Regions from separate parts of the Homo sapiens genome. Here region 2 is linked to region 1. A link is a loop called in an ENCODE intact Hi-C map of the cell type or tissue named here. Cell type or tissue: PC-9. All regions are shown on one strand. Links, peaks and the distances in the headings refer to the core of each region. The heading gives the core; the rest is flanking DNA. Region 1 has its middle 21 kb from the start of C1QB. Region 2 holds the start of MIR4253 (microRNA 4253).

Region 1 (7,639 bases), core at 2,915-5,414:
CTGCTGCGGCCTCCCACGCATCCATTGCCTCCCTCCCCCTCTCTCCAGCTCCTTCCTTACTCTGCCAAACCAACCCCAACCATGGAAAAAAGGAGTATTTGGGGCCAGCCATTAGTGAGCGGAAACTCTTTGTTTCCTTCTCTTCCTGTTCTGGGATCCATCCTGCTCTGGGCCAAGTAATAACAATAGCAGCTGCCATTATTGGGTGCCTACTGTGTGCCAGGAGCTAAAGTCTTTAGCAGATCATCTCATCAAACCCTCAGAACTACGCCCTTCACAGATCCCCAGTTTCCATAGGAGGAAATCGAGGCTCCTGGGGGTGAAGTGACCTGCCTGAGGGCCCATGCTGGGGGCTGGCAGAGCCCAAGCTTGCACATGAGTGATGGGGGTTGGGACCAGAATGCAGAGGAATGGTAGAGCCAGGACTTGATCGGGTCTGTGCTCTTGGGCAATCACCACCTGCCTACAGACCTCAGTTTCCCCATCTGTTAAAAGAGTTGCAGTAAGCAATGGAGATGGTTGTAGAGCCCATGGCAATGGAGAGACTCAGCAAACTTCAGCTACGTGGATGAAAGAATTCAGATTCAGCCTCCCGCTGAGATCCCAGCTCTGCCACATCGCAGCTGGGTGACCCTAGGCAAGTGACTTAGCCTTACTGAGCCCCTTTGTAAAATAGGGTGCTTCAAGGAAAAGATAGGGGTGCGTAGAAAGGGCCCCACTGAGCGCCTGGCACAGGAGGAAGGACCTTTGATCCCAGCCCTTCCCTGCCTTTCCCCTTCCCCTTGTAGGGGTGTGGGAAGGGAAGGCGTGGGGCAGGAGGGGATTAGCCCTGGGTCCCCCTCCTGGGGCGGCGCTTTTAACCGTGGTCTCCCCCGGGGATCAGCCCTGCCCCCTCCCAGGCCCCCGGCCAGGCCTGTGTTTGCCGTGGGGATCTGGGCTGGCCCGGGCCCCTGCCTTTCATTCCCGGGCAGCTTTTGCTTGCTTTGCGCGCCGTGGGGCCAGGCGGCGGTTATGCCCGCTCCCCAGGAGCAGATGGGCCGCAGTGGGAAAGCGGGCGGCTGGCCCTAAGAGGATTGGCGGCCTTTCTTCCCACCCTTTGTGACGCTCCCCGAGGGCCGCCAACGCACAGACCACAAAGGCCGCTTGTTTGGCCGCCTCTGGGGGCGCAGGGGTCACAGCTGACAGCGGCGCCCTTGGAGACGGTGGCACCCCAGTGCGCGGCAGAGCCGGGAGCACCTGGATCACCCGGGCTGGGGAAAGACGGGGGAATCCTTGTCTCCCTCCCACCTCCCAGAATTTCCCAGGGAGCACTGTTGCATGCAGGGGAGAGGTGCTGGGAGTCGGGGGGACTGCTAGGACCGTCCTTTAGAGGGGGCAGGCCCAGAGAGGGTCTGTCTACACGCCCCCATCACCTCACTGAGAGCTGGAGGCCCAGACAGGTCTGTGACTCAGCCAAGTCACACAGCAAGTTAGTCACCAACCAGGACTGACTCCTAGGGTCCCCAGAGCCCAGCAAAGCTCCCCGCCATCTTGGAAATGTGGTCTTCCTTTCCTGCCAGTTTACTCCGCGTAGCTGTGGGGACCAGGAGAATCTGAGAAAGGGAAGGTTGGGGGCAGCAGAAACTGGAGGGACTTAGCAAGAATAGTCCCAGAAGGGGCTTTTGACAATAGTTTGAGGCCAAGCTCCTAGTGAGAGGTGGAAGCTGGGGAGAGGAAAAGGACAAGAATTATGTCACCCATGAGCTTATTTTGAAAAACTGTTGGCTGGGCGCAGTGGCTCATGCCTGTAATTCTAGCACTTTGGGAGGCCGAGGCGGGTGGATCGCCTGAGGTCAGGAGTTCGTAAACAGTCTGGCCAACACGGTGAAACCCCGCCTCTACTAAAAATGCAGACAAATCAACCGGATGTGGCGGCGTGCACCTGTGATCCCAGCTACTCGGGAGGCTGAGGCAGGTGAATTGCTTGAACCCGGGAGGCAGAGGTTGTAGTGAGCCGAGATCGTGCCACTGCACTGCAACCTGGGTGACAGAGCGAGATTCCGTGTCAAAAAAAAAAAAATTGTTGCGTGCCTGCTCTGCGGTGGGTACTGAGAAAATCAGGAGAAATAAGATCAGGCTCAGTGCTTGGGGCCCTCTGCGTACTAGGAAGACAGATTTGTAGGCAACAAGCTCTAGCCCAGTTTCTCAGCCTTGAGAAAGTGACATTTAGGGCAGATAACTTCTGGTTGGGGGCGGTCCTGTGCATTGCAGGAGGTGTTACAGCATCCTTGGCCTCCACCACCAGATCTCAGTAGCAACCCTGTGACCCCAAAAAGGTCTCCAGACATTGTCAAATGTCCCCTGGGGGGATGCCAACCCCGGTTGAGAAACATTGGTCTAGACCATAATCCTGGTCATTTGTTCATTCATTCCACACATGTCAAGTTCATGCCTATTGCATTTGCCTCTTTGAGGAGAGAGTGAAATAGTTAATGCAGGGATGACATGGGCGTGCGGGTTACCAGGAGGCTCCTAAACAGGTGATATTTGAGCCAGACCTAGAAAGAGATGCTGGGACGGAGAAGATGGGAAAGAGGACATTGTAGGCCGAATTGGCAAAATGGACATTCTGGATTCATTCCTTAGAGGTACTCTGAGGGCCTGCTGTGTGCAGGGCATCTCTGGTGATACCAACAAACTGAGACAGCCCCTTTCCAGCATGCAGAGGCTTTGGGCATGCCGAGAAAGGTCTGCACCCGGTTCAGAGGCCGTGGAGGGATCATAAGTGCTTCCCAGGGAAAGGGAGACAGGGGCTACATCTTGAGGCTTAGCAGGCAGGAGATGGGCAGGCAGGAGAAGGAAGGAAGAGATGCAGACAGAGGAGGCAGCCCCTGCCCAGGCTACAGAGCCTGGGAGCCCAAGGCTTTGGGAGAACTACAAGGAGGCAGCTGGAACCAGGGCATGGCATTCTGACAGTGGAGATGGGGGCATGAAGCTGGAGTGGGAGATGAGGAGACGGACCTACCTGAAGAGCCTGGACTTGATACTGAGTCACTGGGGAGCTATGGAGGGCATTTGAGTAGAGGCATATTTTTGTTTTAGAAAAATCACTGTGGCAGCGGTGAGAAGATGGTTGGAGGGGAGCAGGCAAGAGGCAGGGGGACAGTTGCAGTGGTTCAGGAATGAGATCAGGGTGGCTGTGCACAGGGCGTGCAGGGGACAATCCCACAGACACCCGGGAGGTAAAGGCATTAGGATATGGGCTTGAATGTGGGGTTGAGGGAGCTGGAAGAGGCATCTGGGCAGATGATGGGTGTCTAGCAGGGCAGCCCTGAAATGAATCACCAGATTAGAAACACCAGATAAAAGATTGAGCAGAGAAAGATATGTCCGTGGGTCTCAAAATGAACTGTTTTTGAAACTTTTCCCTTATGCTCATCTTTAAATATCGATAACCAACATTTCTAAAGAGCTTAATGCTCTGTGCCAGGCACTGTTCTAAATGCTTCATGTACATTCACTCATTGAGTCTTTAAAACAATGCATCGAGGGAGTTGCTTTCCATCATCTCCATTTTGCAGATAAAGAAACTGAAGCACAGAGAAGTAACTTGTCCAAGGTTAACTAGCTAGCAAGTGGCTGAGCCAGGATTTGAACTCAGGCAGTTTGGCTCTAGAGTTTGTGCTGTCTGCTATGCTATACTACCAAAACATAGAGTTTGTTTAAAGCCTCCTTAACTTTGGCTATTTATAAAGTCCTGTAATCTTAATATAAAAGTAAAAAAGCAATGGCATTTTATAGGTTGTGGTGGTGGAATGTAAAAGTGGAATATCATCTTCTGGAATCTCAGGGAGTAGTTGGAAAGTGCCTACCGCCACCTGGTGGCAGTGTACCCCAAGTAGAGCCACGACAAAGGCTAAACCCAGTTTCTTTCAGTATTACTTTATGAAACTCCAGGCCAGGGTGATAAGAACTTACTAGTAATATATACACTACTATTATGAAAAATGTGTCATCTATGAGGGGGCAGGAAGAAAGAGAGGAGGCTCCCAATGCCCAGGCTGCGGGGTATATACTCTGAGGGACTGTGACTGTGGGTACTCAGGATGAGGTTGCCATGTCCTGTCCAGACCCTCTCACTAGTTCCCTAGACGACCAGCATTAGGCATTTCTGAAACAGCTGGTGGGAGCTAGGGGTGGGGTGGGGCGTTACTCTGCAAACATGGGCTGTACCCATGACCCCGACCTTCTAATCCCAGGGCTTAACTGACTTCATTAACTCCAGGGGGCTTGAGAGAGACCCCTCCCCAAAATCATTATCTGATAAACCATACTCAGAAAAGTCCTATTCCTGGGGGCCATGCCGGAAAACCTCCTGCGTGAAGGCAGGGAACGGGAGGTGATGCTCCTTGGCTGCAAACCCTCCGCTGCGTGAAAGGGCTGGGTCTGCCCCACCCCCTGCCTGCCAAGGGGCAACGAGGGAGAAAACTGGGTGAAAGCAGAGCATGCCGGGTAGCCCGGCCAGGAGCTGAGCGGTCCAGCCTCCCACCCCCCACTGTGGTTGCCATGGCAACTGAGGAGGGGAGGGAGGAGGAGAGGAGAGACCACTCGTCCCTCAGACAATGGGAACCTATTCCAGGTCACCCTTGGCCTTATCCTGAGGGACTCGGGGCAGTCAGCAGTTCTGGGCTCTTTGTACCCTGCAGCATGGAGATTTGGGGGCATAGTCTTCTGCTCAGGCCAGGCCGGGGGGCCCCAGAATGGGGGACAGAATCCTTGCCCTTGGAACATCCCAACCTTACCAGAGCTTACCCCTTCCTGGGCTCCCAGATCCCCCAAGATGAAGTTGGGTTCATTTTCCAAGGGCCCCTCCCCCATGGAATAGTGTGACCTTCTGTTGTGAAGTGAGCAGTGGGCACAGGGAGGAGGCAGCAGCCACTTTGGGGACAGGTCAAATATTTTATGAGTAATTTAATATCTGGAGCGCGAACCACTGAGCGGAGAACTCGTCAGCTGCCGGGAGCGAGAGCTGGTCTGGTCCTCATAACGCAGGGGCAGGGGTGGTGGGCTGACAGGGACGGACCTGGGGCCACAGGGAAGTTAACCCTTTCAGGGTCCTGGGATGGAGCTAGGAAGGGGCAAGGCCGTGGACCTGCCGTGCACCAGATCCTGAGCCATGCGGTTTGGGTGGCTTGAGCACTTTGAACCTGGGAAGGAAGGGTTGGCCCATTGGAAAGGCACTGGCTTTTAAACGGGGGGACCTGAGTTTGGCTCTTGCTAGCTATGTGACCCTGGACTAGTGTGAGCCTGTGTGAGCCTCAGTTCCTTATGCATGAAATGGGGATGATAGTAATGAGATCTATGCCATTCCTACCACGGTAAGAATTGAGCAATAATGAATACAAAGCACTTAATACAGTGCCCAGGACACAGCAGGCCCTCGATCAGAGGACCTGCCTTCACGACTCTGATGCTGTGTGAAGCTTGCCAGAACCCCTTGAAGCCCCCCAGAGCCCCTCAAAGCCCCCAGACATCCTTCATAGGGATCTCCCCAACACCCAGCTGTGTTCTGGATGCCTTTTCTTGTCCCGGGACCACCTGACAGACTTTCCTACCATTCTACACAAGACATAGCTGTGTTCTGTCTCCTGACATTTGCTTTAGCCTCTACTCAGAGTTTCTGCAGAGGGGGTCCTGTCCAGCCTGGTGGCATGGAAGGGGCCTGGGCCCTGGGTCAGAATCCCAGCTCAGCCACATTCCAGTTCTGTGACCAAGGCCAGGTGCTTCACTTCTCTGGGCCTTCATTTCTTCCTCTATGAAATGTGAGTAACAAAGTGCCGTCCTCGTAAGAATGCTGTCCCAGTTAATGAAGATCATTCTGTAAGGAAGCCAGCACAGCACCTGTTACATAGTAGGTGCTCATTAAATGGTGCTCTTCATCATTGATACTTCAAGAGAGTGGCTTCAGTGCCAGACTGTCTTAGTCCATGCCCCAGCTCTGCCGTGGGCTAGCTGTGAGGACTCGGTCAAATTACTTCCCTATACCTCACTTTCCAGATCTGTGAAATGGGCATAACAGTCACACTTGCCTCATGGAGATTAAATGAGTGAAGATGTGTAAAGTGTTTGGAACAAAACCTGGAACAAGGGAGGAGCAAAGTTGGTGCCAGGCTATTCTCTTTTTCTGAGGTTCAGAAGCAATTTGTGAAAAGGCATCTCCAGTCCCCTCCCCTGCCCTCATCCTGCCATTGGGACTGGGAGACAGGTCTCCCAGGCTACCTTTGTCTGGTGCTCGGGTTGCAGCATGGTGAGCTCTCTCCCTGCCCTGGGTTTATCTTTCTGCCTCCCTGAGGGACTCCAACAGCATCAAGGGCTTCTCCTGCCATAGGAATGGCAGGAGCACTGGTCTCAGAGTCACCTACGCACTGTGTGACCTCAGGTACATAACCCCACTCTCCAGAACGGCTTCTCTTGCCATGGGATTCTGCCCCTGCGTTAATCATGAAATCTCCCTTTTCCACGCAGCCTAGTCCTGACCATTGTTTCACTTCCTGGAAAAAATTCCATGTGCCTGAGCTGAGATGAGCCAGAGATCATCTGGTCCAGTCCCGTCATTTTACAGATTGGGAAACTGAGGCCAGGTATTGGCCTTATCACAGTGCTCCAAAAGGAAGAGCCCGGCCGGGCCAGGGATTTTACAGATGAGGAAACCCAGTCCCAGAGACTGGAGTCACTTATCTGAGGTCACACAGTGAGTCAGTGACTCTGGGAGCAGTGCTCCTGCACCTTACTTTGCCCCCAATTACCTACTTTCAATGTTGTTTCACTGAGAATGTCAAAGTCTCTCCCCACTTGGATCCAAGGAAAGGGCCATTCATTGAGCACCTGTGTCTACAAAGTGGGCAGCTCCATTCCCCAGTGTGCCCCTTTTTGTGTTTTCCTGGTTGCAGTGAGTGCCTGCTCCTGGAGAGGGACTACCCTGGGCAGCTTCCAAAGGTGATCTTTATTTCTTAAGAACCCATGGGCACATATATTATGTCCCCATTTTATAGATGAGGAAACCGAGGCTCTGAAGGGGAGAAGTGACTGCAGGTCACACGACAATCAGGCCTGGCCTGGCGGGGGGCTCAATGGGAGACTGTTCTCCCACTCCCCACGCCTGGCAGGACCTGCGCAGGTTTCCACCACGGTGAACTCGCTCTGTATAAAGCCATCATGGCCTAAGCTGTAAAACAGAAGGAATGAAGACATATTTTTCTGGTCTCCTTCCCCGGAAACCAGCTGGGGCTGGGGCCCGGCGAGGCTGACATTTATGTACTGTCTTTAATCACAGTAGCTGACGTATTCCAAATAAGGTCTGGAGACACCTTGTTAACGAGGGCCCAGCTGTCTCTCCTGTGGATACCTGTGCTGGCATGGGGAGCCCGCCCCGAGATATGCTAACTCAGGCCTGGAGCCTGCAGACAGACCCACCCTGTGGCACGGCTCACGTGCTGCCGCCGCAAGCCCTGCAGAGGCAGGGGCTTGTTGGAATGGCTGGAATCCAGGCTGGAGGGAGAAGGAAAAATTTGTCCTAAGGTGGGCACAGGATTTTTGCCTCTTGTGGCTCACCTGAACCTCACAACAACCAATAGTCACATTCCACAGGTGAGGATGCTAA
Region 2 (2,500 bases), core at 1-2,500, 190 kb before region 1:
TCCCACCAGGGAAAGACTGGCTGTAACCGGACGGCACCCAATCCTCACTCTGAGCTTTTCTGCAGGTAGACCTGGGACTCGGCCAGCCATCGCCCTTGAGGGGCCCTAGGACTTACTTGTGCAGGGCATGTCCAGGGGGTCCAGGTCTGCTCTGTAGTAGCCATTGCGGCAGACACAGTTGGTGGCCCCTTCAGAAGTGGTCCGGCTGTTGATGGGACAGTGGGTACAGGCCTCATCCCCTTGGTTGGCCTTGAAAGTCCCAGATGGACAACCTGAGAGAGAAGACAAGGAGAGTCACCAGGAAACTGGATGAAGACTCAGAGAGGTCACGAGCCACGCAGCCTCACGGAGGGGCCACACAGCCTCGCGGAGGGGCCATGCAGCACCACTGCTGGAAAATCTCATCTCTTGAAGGGTTTGAAGTCTCCAGGCCCCAACGTGGGAGTTCTAATTCTGTCAGGGCTCCCTAGTTTCTTGTCCGTGAGCTGTCTAGGGCTCCCAGCAATCTTCCCTCACCTATCCCAGCTTGGCTGTGTCATGGTCTCTAGAATCAATCCTGACCTAGTTAGGAGGCACATCTGAAGATGTCTGGGGCAGTGTGCATGGGTCCTGGTCTTGCTTAATAATGTCTGGCTGGGCCCTGATTCTTAGAACTAGATCCTTGGGTTACAGACAATTAAGATGATTATACGGCAGAAGAAAAGTCCTAGGGCAGTGTAGAGAGGTGATGTGGTAGAATAGAGGAGGACACTACTTTTGGAATAAGACCGACCTGGCTTTGAGTACTGGCTAGGCCTTTTACTAGCTGTGCAGCCCCAGACAAGCTGCTTAACTACTCAGACTCAGTTTTCTTATTTGTAAAATTAGGATTCTAAGGCCCATCTCTGCAGGGTCATTGTGAGTATTCTGCTTAAGCGTAAGGCCCATGGCACAAGGCCTTGCACAGTATAGGTGCCCAATGAATATGTGATCAATTTATTAAAATATTAATAAAAGGCGGGCCTGCAGTACCAGGGCCAGCCTAAGGAGGGCACTGCTTGCACTCGGCCCTCATTTGGCTTCTCCCATGGGCTGTGGCCATCATCCCTGATATGGAGTCCACCCCCACTGTAGCTCTGAGTATGAGGTTAGGGCCTATAAGAGGCAACTGCCTTGTGTGCACACATATTCAAATCCACCTTCCTCTTCTTGCTGGCCCTGGGCTGAGAATCAGGAGGCTGAGGGTCTAGGCCCTGCCCCTCTCCCAGCTTCAGCCTGCTGGGTTCATGAACCCAGCTCTGCTATGATACCTGGAAGAGATTGTGCAATGGGTAAGTGGGTGGACAGGAAACAGCTTTGCAACAAACATTTCATCTCCTTGGGATGAAATGCAGCTAAACCATCCACAGGCCCCCAGGCCCTCACCGGGAGTACATTTTATGCCTGGGTGCTGTGGGTTCTTCAGCAAGTGACTCAGCTTCTCTGGACATTAGTTTCTGTGTATGTAAACAATTAACATAAATTTCCCTAGTTCATTTTTTCCAGCTCTAGTCTTCAAGGCTTATCTTCCCAGTCCAAGTCTTAGCAAACCACCCTCCCTCAACCCTCAACCAGCTCTGGCCTCAGAGACCCTGCCTTTCTTGGGGCCCAGAACATTGCTTGGGTTCAGAGTGCTTTACTTACCCACCAAAATTATTTTTCTGGGGGTCTCCTGGCCATGCTCTCAACTCCCCCAGGATCAGAGCCATGTCTGACTCACAGCTGCTTGTCCTGTGCCTAGCTTAGAATCTGCACCCAGCAAGTGCTCTGTAAATACTTCTTTTGTTGTTGTTATTAATTTTATTTTTATTTTTGTAGAGATGGGGGGTCTCACTATGTTGCTCAGGCTGGTCTTGAACTCCTGGGCTCAAGCAGTCCTCCTGCCTCAGCCTCCCAGAGTGCTGGGATTACAAGCAAAAGCCACCACACCTGGCCCATAAATACATCTTGGAGCTGCCTCCTTAAGTGGAATGAGCATGGGCTTTGGAGGCCATGCAAGCAGGAGGGCAGTGAACATAGTGGTTAGTGTGCAGGCTGCTGGCAAACCCAGACCCACCTGTGTGAGCAGTGTGGCCTCGGGGAAGTCACTTAAACTGTTTCCTTATCTGTAAAATGGGACAACAGTATCTACCTCCTAGAGTTGTTGTCAGTTTATATTGCTTAACTTATGTAAAAACACTTGTAACAGTTCCTGGCAGTACTAAGCCATCTGGTTCAAAAGCAATTTGCTGAGAGACCTTAGACAAGTTATTTGACCTCTCTGAGCTACATTGTTCTCATTGGTAAGAGCATCTACCACATAAAGTAATCATGAGGATTACTGCACTGGGTCTGGGTCCCCTGAGTCGTCCTGCCCTCCCTCTCGCCTTCCTCTTGGGCACCGACCTTTCCCTGATGGCTGGATGAAGGGGCAGCCTCACCATCTTGGCACTGCCCAGAGCTTCTGGGCAGTCAGGACATGCAGGCTGCAGCCCCAGCTCTG

What was found. A loop is a pair of places that touch in the nucleus more often than their neighbours do. Peaks named below come from ENCODE experiments on the same cell type or tissue, not always from the same donor. Only the 100,000 strongest peaks of a DNase experiment are listed, where the experiment ranks them.
Region 2: it touches region 1 in a loop (10-fold over the local background); 6 of 110 quality-filtered maps call a loop at or near these places.

What each region holds. Positions count from the first base shown.
Region 1 is chr1:22,670,548-22,678,186 of GRCh38, reverse strand. No RefSeq gene overlaps it. Among named protein-coding and RNA genes, the nearest start is that of C1QB, 21 kb to the right of the region's middle. RefSeq lists enhancers at 1-498, 531-1,053. In PC-9, for the core only: CTCF peaks have their summits at 3,658 and 3,861 (motif pointing left); no DNase peak of the experiment used is centred there.
Region 2 is chr1:22,860,809-22,863,308 of GRCh38, reverse strand. EPHB2 (EPH receptor B2) reads right to left here. Exons shown (of 16, transcript NM_017449.5): 4 at 117-272. It overlaps MIR4253 (microRNA 4253), which reads left to right and starts at 83; the gene lies at 83-150. In PC-9, for the core only: CTCF peaks have their summits at 813 and 1,014; a DNase peak (open chromatin) is centred at 1,278; H3K27ac peaks cover 1,603 bases.